Regions from separate parts of the Homo sapiens genome. Here all the other regions are linked to region 1. A link is a contact called in ENCODE Hi-C or POLR2A ChIA-PET data. All regions are on one chromosome and are shown on one strand. The core of a region is the stretch at or near the end of the contact, and the rest is flanking DNA. Distances in the headings are between cores, read along the strand shown. Region 1 holds the start of SNHG1 (small nucleolar RNA host gene 1). Region 2 has its middle 40 kb from the start of SCGB1A1. Region 3 has its middle 47 kb from the start of AHNAK.

Region 1 (2,943 bases), core at 291-2,790:
AGGCCGGGTGTGGTGGCCCACCCCTGTAATCCCAGCAGTTTGGGAGGCTGAGGCAGGAGGTCACCTGAGGTCAGTAGTTCGAGAGCAGCCTGGCCAACATGATGAAACCCCGTCTCTCCGAAAAACACAAAAATTAGTGTGGCATGATGATGGCGGGAGCCTGTAATCCCAGCTACTCAGGAGGCTGAGGAAGGAGAATCGCTTGAACCTGGGAAGCGGAGGTTGCAGTGAACAGACATCCCGCCACTGCACTCCAGCCTGGGCGACAGAGCAAGCCTCCGTCTTGAAAGAAAAAAATGTTTGGCCGGGCGCGGTGGCTCACGCCTGTAATCCCAGCACTTTGGGAGGCCGAGGCAGGCGGATCACCCGAGGTCAGGAGTTCAAGACCGGCCTGACCAACATGGAGAAACCCTGTCTCTACTAAAAATACAAAATTAGCCGGTCACAGTGGCGCATGCCTGTAATCCCAGCTACTCAGGAGGCTGAGGCAGGAGAATTGCTTGAACCCGGGAGGTGGAATGCAGTGAGCTGAGATCGGGCCATTGCATTCCAGCCTGGGCAACAAGAGCGAAACTCCGTCTCAAAAAAAAAAAAAAAGAAAGAAAAAAATGTTTATAAAGTGTGCTTGTACACGTAGATGTTTACCACAAACGACTGAACTAATGTTGTCCGGTCTCAGTAAAACAGTCTATAGCTGACTGCAACCATATTGATCAGGCAGGAGTTGCAGCAGGCAGCACCGCCGGAGCTCTTTAGGGTTCCCCATCAATAAAATGGGGGTTGTCATCCTACCTAGCTCTTGGGATTTTGGTGGATTAATCGATTCATATAGTGTGCTTAAAACGGTGCTCCATAAATGTTAGCTAATGTTGGCCCGTAGTAGTCCAAGATCTAAAGAAAACGCACCAGAAGGCAGGACATAGGGAACCAGTTAGGAAAAAATCAGATCCTGTCTTCAGTGAAGCACTTACGTCCTGACATACTTTCCCGAAATGGCCCCACCAAAGGGGACCTCCTCCCGAGCTTAGCCCGGGATCCAGTACCTGAGTCGTCCCCCGCGCTGAGACCCTGGACACCAGCCTCCGAATGTGAGCCAGGCAACTGGCGCGGAATCGACACGACGGCGATCGAGGCTTCAGGAGGCTGTAGCTCCATGGAGGCGGATCCTGCACACAGGTTTGGGGTGTGTGGGCAAGGGGCAGCTCAGAACAGGGTTAGAGGGTAGGCAGTCGTGACCGTCAGTCCAGGATCGCCGTGAGGCAGTGATCTCACCGCTCCTGCCACATGCACTGGGTGAGAAAACCAAGCCGCAATGCGGTCGGTGAGCCAGCACGCTCCCGTAGGACGCATGCGCGCCTTTTTCGCGCCGCAAGTTCAGGTGGCGCTTTGTCTACGCCCTCCTTCCCTGGAACTCTCTACCCACAACTCCCCGGGGTCGCATGCGGTCAACGTATGCGCGTGCGCTCGCCGTAGCCCCGCCCCCAAATCCCGTGGGCCTCTGCGGCATGGTATTTAATCGTCTCCCCGGGGAGATTCGTTCTCATTTTTCTACTGCTCGTGGTAAGTGGCTTCGTGGTCTTTATAGCTGTTACTCTTTTGTACTTTGTCTTTTTCTTTTATTTTCTTTTGAGCGATTGTGCGAACATAGCATAGCACGCACTATGCCTTCTGTGTTGTAGCTGCCTGGCCAGGGCGACTGGCGGATAAGGTCTTGTGCGTGGCCTCGAGGCTTAAAAGTAGCAGTGGGGCTTTGTGAAGGACAAAATGGCGATGGCGGGCCGTGTAGGTCCCCCTTCCTATGATGAGGACCTTTTCACAGACCTGTACTGAGCTCCGTGAGGATAAATAACTCTGAGGAGATGGGCCCTGCAAGCCTCTTGCTTAGCCGTCTGTTCAGAAAATAGCGTTTTCGAAATGCCCTGAGTTGACCTAATGTCTTATTGGGCTCCTGTCTGCAGGATTTACGCGCACGTTGGAACCGAAGAGAGCTCTGTTGTTGCAGTAAGTTCTTACGGCCATTTCTTAATCTCTGCTCTTTCGTTGAGTGTGTGGAAGTTGCTACGGGGATGATTTTACGAACTGAACTCTCTCTTTCTGATGGATTAGTGGAGAAAACAGAAAATTCTGAGTAGCACTGTACTGTACGCAACAAATGTCAGGGCCCTATTGATTTGTCTGAGGTGTTAGTGAAGGGTGTTATTTTTTCAGATGTTCAGCCCACAAGAGCTTACTGGTGAAGGAATGGGACAAGACCCATCTTTATGCAAAGCCAGCGTTACAGTAATGTTCCAGGTAGGTGTACATGGTTTATGCTCTTACAGAGGAGACCTTGTAGATAACCACTCCATGATGAACACAAAATGACAAGCATATGGCTGAACTTTCAAGTGATGTCATCTTACTACTGAGAAGTGAGAGAGAGGTCTTAAGGGGTCTTTGAATGACTATTTTTAGGTACATAAAATGCTTTCCTCTGTTGTCTACAGCATCTCATAATCTATCCTGGGGAATTCAGCTGCCTCCCAGGGTGAATACAGGTAATTATCCAAATTGGTGTATGTCATCTTTGTAAATGTTCAAGAAAACAAGTGGCCGGCGGAACAATGTTTTTTGGCGCCTTCCATCTTGTTCCTCTTGAAATGATTTTCTGGGGAGGGAGATCGCAACCCGGTACTACAGTTCTTGTAAGGGTGTGCTGTTACCCTCATCCATATATCGATCACGTTACTGTCAGATGATTTGAATTGATAAGCTGATGTTCTGTGAGGTACAAAAGTTAATAGCATGTTAGAGTTCTGATGGCAGTTGTTGTTTATGAATAAGCTTCATTCCATCCTAATACCTTAAAATAACTAATTTGCTTTCCTTTCCAGGTATTCCTGATGACAGTCTGCCTCTATCTTACAGTAAGTTGTTTTTCGAATTCTATGGGCCTATTATCTA
Region 2 (2,943 bases), core at 187-2,686, 400 kb after region 1:
GGCTGGAGTGCAATGGTGCGATCTCAGCTCACCACTACCTCCGCCTCCTGGGTTCAAGCGATTCTCCTGCCTCAGCCTCCCGAATAGCTATGCCCAGCTAATTTTTGTATTATTAGTAGAGATAAGGTTTCACCATGTAGACAAGGCTGGCCTTGAACTCCTGACCTCAGGTGATCCGCCCGCCTCCGCCTCCCAAAGTGCTGGGATTACAGGTGTGAGCCACCATGTCTGGCCAAGAGTTGTTGGTGGTACACACGTCTAAAGCCACTATGGACAGACCCTAAATGACCTGTAAGAGGGATTTCCTATATGTCGTCTTGGGAAAGATATTTGACCTCTGTGTGTCTCAGTTTCTTCATCTGTGACATGCAGGAGATTAGGGGACCATGATGCCTTAAGGCTCTTTTGTTTTGACTATTCTACGCATCTGGCCTCCTTCTCAATGAATATTTCTGGGCTTTTTCCTGCTCCTGTCATTTTCTGCCCAGCAGAGGGGCTTGTGTGGAGGTGTGGAGGTCAGGAGAGGGGCATTCATCTCTGGGCTGGCTGGCTGTGTGCCTCTCCATCACTGGGCCCTTCTGGACTTTAGTTTTCTCTTCTGAGAAATGAGGGGCCAGGGCTGTGTGAGCTCCAGGAGAGTGTCTGGTCCTGACATCCCATGATTTTCATGACTTCCTCGTCCCCAGGGATGACCCTCTGATGCTGAAGGAACAGTCAGCTTAGGGTAAGTGATGGCTGCTTTCAGTGTAGACTGAAGGTTTTGGGCAGGGGAGAGGCTGGAGAAGCAGGATCCATTTCCAGTGCCCTGAGTCAGTTCCCTGTGGTCTGATTTGATTTTTTCATGTGAAGTGTTGTGAAATCTCAAAATATCACCCATGTCCACATTCAACTGTGAGTACATTTGTGGTGCATTCCACTACCAAGTATGAGTGCTTTGGGGACCCTCTTACCTGTGAGCTTGGGAACCCCTGCTCCTTGCCCTTGTGTGGGGAGTTTGGAGAGGTGCTGGGGTGACCAGCCATCCCAGTTTGCCCTGTAAACTGTCCTGCTTTTAGCACCCCAAGAGGCTCATCCCAGGAAATCCCTCAGTCCAAACCAAGACAGGTGGCAATCCTACCTAGTTCCACACCAGGGCCTGGCCAGCTTTCTTAGTGGGACAGGCCACAGTTAAACATAGAATCCAGCAGAGCAGTGGACTTTGAAACAGCTGGGGTACTTGGGGCAAATTCCTAGGTCCCACCCTAGAGTGTCTGATTCAGTAAATCTGGAGCAGGGACCAGGAATTCACATTGAATAAGCCCTCCAGGTGAGTCTGGTGCAGGTGGTTCAGGATCTACACCTTGAGGAAACAGAACCAGCTCCTGTCCTTGGGAGCAGTGGAGGAAACAGAGCTAGCTCCTGTCCACAAGAGGTTTATAACACAGGCAGAAGAAGCCAGGTAGGGAACTAATGAACCCTGACACAGAGTGAAATGAAAGCTATAATGAGTACTGGCCAATTTTTCTGCCCTCCTCCCACCCTCCAAAGTAATTTAGTACTTACAAAGCTTGGCTTTGTTGATTATAAGGGGTGACTTGGCATTTTCCAGCAGAAGAGTTGTAGGGAGGGTGAGTTAGTTGCAGAAAGTGACTGTCCACTCCAGCTTACACCAGACTCTCCCGTCTCAGAACCGTGGTGCACTCTGTACTGTATCCTGTGGCCCCTCTGGTGAGGGGATCAAGTGGGACCGTCCCTAAGGCCCACTGAAGCTCTGACCTTCTGACGTGGGGATGAAGAAGTGGTCCTGTTCTTATTCTTGGTGGACAGCTATCAGTTCTGTTGCTTATGAACTAAGTATTTTCTTTCTCTCTTTTTAAAAAAATTTCAGCTTTTCAGGCCCAGTGCAGTGGCTCACGCCTATAATCCCAGCACTTTGGGAGGCCAAGGCGGGTGGATCATGAGGTCAGGAGTTTGAGACCAGCCTGGTCAACATGGTGAAACCCTGTCTCTACTAAAAATACAAAAAAAAAAATTAGACAGGCATGTTGCCGGGCACCTGTAATCCCAGCTACTCGGGAGGCTGAGGCAGGAGAATCGCTGGAAACCGGGAGGTGGAGGTTGCAGTGAGCTGAGATCGCGCCACTGCGCTCCAGCCTGCGCAACAAGAGTAAGACTCCATCTCAAAAAAAAAAAAAAAAAAAAAATTCAGCTTCTCTTTTAGATACAGAGGTACATGCGTAGGATTGTCACATGGGTATATTGGACCCAAGTGGTGAGCATAGTACCACCAGTAGGTAGTTTTCGGCCCATGTCCCCATTCCTCCCTCCTCTCTCTGGTGGTGACAGTATCTCTTGTTCCCATGTTTATGTCTATGTGTGCTCAGCATTTAGCTCCCACTTATAAGTGAGAAATGTGGTATTTGGCTTTCTGTTTTCATGTTAATTTGCTGAACTAAGCCTTTTCGTTCCTTTTTTTTTGTTTTTGAGATGGAGTCTTGCTCTGTCACCCAGACTGGAGTGTGGTGGCTTGATCTTGGCTCACTGCAACCTCCGCCTCTGGGTTCAAGCTATTCCCCTGCCTCAGCCTCCTGAGTAGCTGGGATTACAGGCTTGTGGCACCATGCCCAGCTAATTTTCATATTTTGTTTTGTCTTTTTTTTTTTTTGAAAAGGAGTCTCGGTCTGTCACCCAGGCTGGAGTGCAGTGGCAACATCTCGACTCACTTCAACCTCTGCCTCCCGGGTTCAAGCGATTCTCCTGCCTCAGCCTTCCGAGTAGCTGGGACTACAGGTGTGTGCCACCACGCCTGGCTAATTTTTTTGTACTTTTAGCAGAGATGGGGTTTTACCATGTTAGCCAGGATAGTCTTGATCTCCTGACCTCATGATCCACCTGCCTCAGCCTCCCAAAGTGCCGGGATTACACCGTGCCCGGCATACTTTTTGTATTTTTAGTAGAGGGTAT
Region 3 (2,943 bases), core at 125-2,624, 360 kb after region 1:
ATGGTGTTTCACTATGTTGCCCAGGCTGGTCTCGAACTCTTGGGTTCAAGCAATTCTCCCATCTCAGCCTCCCAAAGTGTTAGGATTACAGATGTGAGCCACTGTGCCTGGCCAGAATTGTATGTTTTAATGTGATACAGTATGTCTGAGCAATGTCCACATCCAGTTGTCAAGGGGGAAAAAACTTGATAGTGAGCATTCCCAGCTCAACGCTGCCTTGTTCAAAACTCAGCTGACATAGAGGCTTCTGCTGGTTCCCTGTCCACACAGAGTAAGCTCTTCCCAGCCAAAGGGGAGATGAAAGGATTATTTACTATGTAAAGTGGTGAGGCAGAAATCTCCCAGTTTGTTCACTTAGCTCAAAGTGGGAGAAAAAAAATGATGTTGAGGCGGTTCTATAGCTCGATTTCTGGTATGATCAACTGGGAGCAGCAATTTAAAACCCACTTGGATTTTTTAAGTCACTGGGGAGGTTCGGAGCCACATACCACGCCCTGTGTGTCATCATCGGGCTCTCTGAGGGACAGCACGTAGGTTTGGGAGGAACAGGTTCAAACCTGACTCTGATCGTTAACGAAGGTAGTGTTCTGTAGCACACATGACTCTCTGGGCCAATCAGATTACCCCAGCCTTCTAGCACCTGTGTGAACTGACATAGCTGGGAAGCTGGCTAGGCTGGGCTCAGGTGGGGCAGCCAGGTACCTTTATAGTATGATTTGAAGGCCTCAGGTGAGGCTGCCCTAGCCTGAAATATCTCCCCTACTGGCTTGTCAAGGATGTCTGAATTTCGCTACTATTGAGTCATTCCTTTGCGTTTACTACGGTCCTCGTTTTGTGAGTGCAGATTGATCTGGAATACAGGATCCTTAACCTTCCCATCTTAATTGCGTGGATACAACTAGACTATGTTTAATCTCTTGGGTAAGCCACAAACTAAGTTCCACTTTTTCATGCCAGGCCTGTCTTGAGGCATTTCACCTGCCCTCTTCTCTATTCTGTTCAGCTTAGACAAGAAGCAAGCTGGAGCCAGGTAGTCTGGTGTGGGGGACAGAGGAGCAGAGGACTGGAAAGTGAGGGCACCCAGGAGCAGCAGGCTCTCCTTCCTGGCTTCTGGCTTTCCAGCACAGAAAAGCTTGGCTGAGCCTTGGTCTGGTGTCAGATGACGCCTGAAGGGAGATGTGATCTCCCCATTTTGGCCCAGATGGAGCACAGTTAGCTCTTACATGGACTTCCTTCCACTTACTCACTTTCCCTTTACCAGCTATCCTCTGTCCTCCTACTGCTGCACTCTCAGCCATCATCATTCTACGTGGCCTCATGCCAGAAGGGAAGTCTCATTGGCATCCCAGAGGAGCCAGGAGCTCCTAAGCCCCACCAGCACTCGGCCACACCCCTTTCCCCTTTGTGGCTTGGTTCACAGTCTCCAGGAGATGGAGGAGTGGCTAGGAGCTGCGCAGCTGCCGACAGCTCAACTTGTGCGGCTGGTTTTTTGTTTTTTTGAGATGGAGTCTTGCTCTGTTGCCCAGGCTGGAGTGCTGTGGTGCGATCTTGGCTCACTACAACCTCCGCCTCCCGGGTTCAAGCGATTCTCTTGCCTCAGTCTCCCGAATAGCTGAGATTACAGGCACACGATACCATGCCCAGTTAATTTTTTTGTATTTTTAGTAGAGACTGGGTTTCGCCATGTTGGTCAGGCTGGTCTCGAACTCCCGACCTCAGGTGATCCACCCGCCTCGGCCTCCCAAAGTGCTGGGATTACAGGCATAAGCCACTGCGCCTGGCAGGTTTGAACAGATACAGAGGATGTTTAGTGAGAGGCCAGTCGGATGCTATGGGTCTGCACTAAAGCCTTAAACCCTTTCTATCTTTTCCTCTTTCCCAGGCCTAGAAGACATGGTCAGAGTTCATCTACGTCATGCCCCTGCCTCCGGGCATATTTTATCTCCCCATGCCCATGCCTGTCTTCCAGAGACCACTCCCACCAAAGGAAGTGGGAGAAGCGAGGCGGAAGAGAGGCCATAAAGTCCGCTGGAATATAGGCTCCATGAAGGCAGGGATTTTTAATATATCCCCAGAGTCTAGAACAGTGCCTGGCCCACAGTAGATGCTCAATAAATATTTGTTGAATAATGAACCTCCCCTTGTTGAAGTAATCACAGCTGGTAAAGTACTTTCAATCCTAATGAATATTCTGTTGGACAGGTGGAAATTTTTAGAGCCAACATTTCCAAAGATCTATTTATTTTGTTTTTTGTTTTTATTTTATTTTTTTTAGAGAAGGGCCTTGCTCTGTCACTCAGGCTGGAGTGCACTGGCATGATCACAGCTCACTGCAACCTTGAACTCCTGGACTCAAGAGATCCTCCCACCTCAGCTTTCTGAGTAGCTCTTACTAAAGGCACAGCTTCCATGCCCAGCTAATAAAAAAAAATTTCTTTTTTTTTTTTTTTTAGAGTGAGTCTGGGTTCACTATGTTGCTCACGTGCTGCTCTCAAACTTCTGGCCTCAAGCGATCCTCCCACCTTGGCCTTCTAAAGCACTGGGATTATAGGCATGAGCCACTATGTCTGGCCCCAAAGATTCAATTTTTAATTACACCATATAGTGTAATTATAATTACACTATATAGTGTAATTATAATTACATTTAGTGTAATCTTAGTATGCCATTCATTTTGTAAAAAATTAAAACAATACAAGAGAAATTCCCCTTGTTCCAAACACACTTGCGTGCTCCTTCTTAGTGATAACCATTAGCTTCATCTTGGCATGTGCCCTGTAGACTTTGCTCAATGCATTTGGACAAGTCTGTATGTTAACATAGAAGCCTAGAGTTTTGTGGGTTAGCAACGACACAACAACCACAACAACAAAACCCATAAAACCATAAATAAGATTGGACTGTGCTGTTTTGCAGTTTCCTTTTTCCCCTCTTAACGTTTTG

Evidence for each region. Hi-C counts contacts between places; a loop is a spot of excess contacts on that map. ChIA-PET counts read pairs that join two places held with the same protein, here RNA polymerase II (POLR2A). Pooled maps may share reads with other maps.
Region 2: POLR2A ChIA-PET joins it to region 1 with 15 read pairs in activated CD4-positive, alpha-beta T cell. The contact joins the enhancer-like site here to the promoter of SNHG1 in region 1. A Hi-C loop is called at or near these places in 1 of 37 single-sample maps with no recorded cell type and 2 of 50 pooled maps. POLR2A ChIA-PET finds 5 or more read pairs at or near these places in 6 of 52 experiments (BJ, K562, PC-9 and 3 more).
Region 3: a loop to region 1 is called in a pooled map, with 2.4 times the contacts of the local background. The contact joins the enhancer-like site here to the promoter of SNHG1 in region 1. A Hi-C loop is called at or near these places in 5 of 50 pooled maps. POLR2A ChIA-PET finds 5 or more read pairs at or near these places in 4 of 52 experiments (K562, Panc1, T-cell and 1 more).

The regions. Positions count from the first base shown.
Region 1 is chr11:62,854,482-62,857,424 of GRCh38, reverse strand. SNHG1 (small nucleolar RNA host gene 1) reads left to right here and starts at 1,540. Exons shown (of 9, transcript NR_152585.1): 1 at 1,540-2,001; 2 at 2,209-2,292; 3 at 2,874-2,906. It overlaps SNORD28 (small nucleolar RNA, C/D box 28), which reads left to right and starts at 2,730; the gene lies at 2,730-2,804. It overlaps SNORD27 (small nucleolar RNA, C/D box 27), which reads left to right and starts at 2,342; the gene lies at 2,342-2,413. SNORD26 (small nucleolar RNA, C/D box 26) reads left to right here and starts at 2,059; the gene lies at 2,059-2,133. It also overlaps SNORD25 and a transcript of SLC3A2 not described here. RefSeq lists enhancers at 1-484, 485-1,458, 1,427-1,606, 1,717-1,796, 2,434-2,943 and a silencer at 1,307-1,366.
Region 2 is chr11:62,457,149-62,460,091 of GRCh38, reverse strand. It overlaps a transcript of AHNAK not described here. Among named protein-coding and RNA genes, the nearest start is that of SCGB1A1, 40 kb to the right of the region's middle. Within about 2 kb of position 1,436, at least 4 of the 41 ENCODE cell types and tissues checked have a DNase peak (open chromatin) inside an H3K27ac peak, as active enhancers do; they include PC-9, where a contact is called at or near this core.
Region 3 is chr11:62,498,107-62,501,049 of GRCh38, reverse strand. It overlaps a transcript of AHNAK not described here. Among named protein-coding and RNA genes, the nearest start is that of AHNAK, 47 kb to the left of the region's middle. Within about 2 kb of position 1,374, at least 15 of the 41 ENCODE cell types and tissues checked have a DNase peak (open chromatin) inside an H3K27ac peak, as active enhancers do.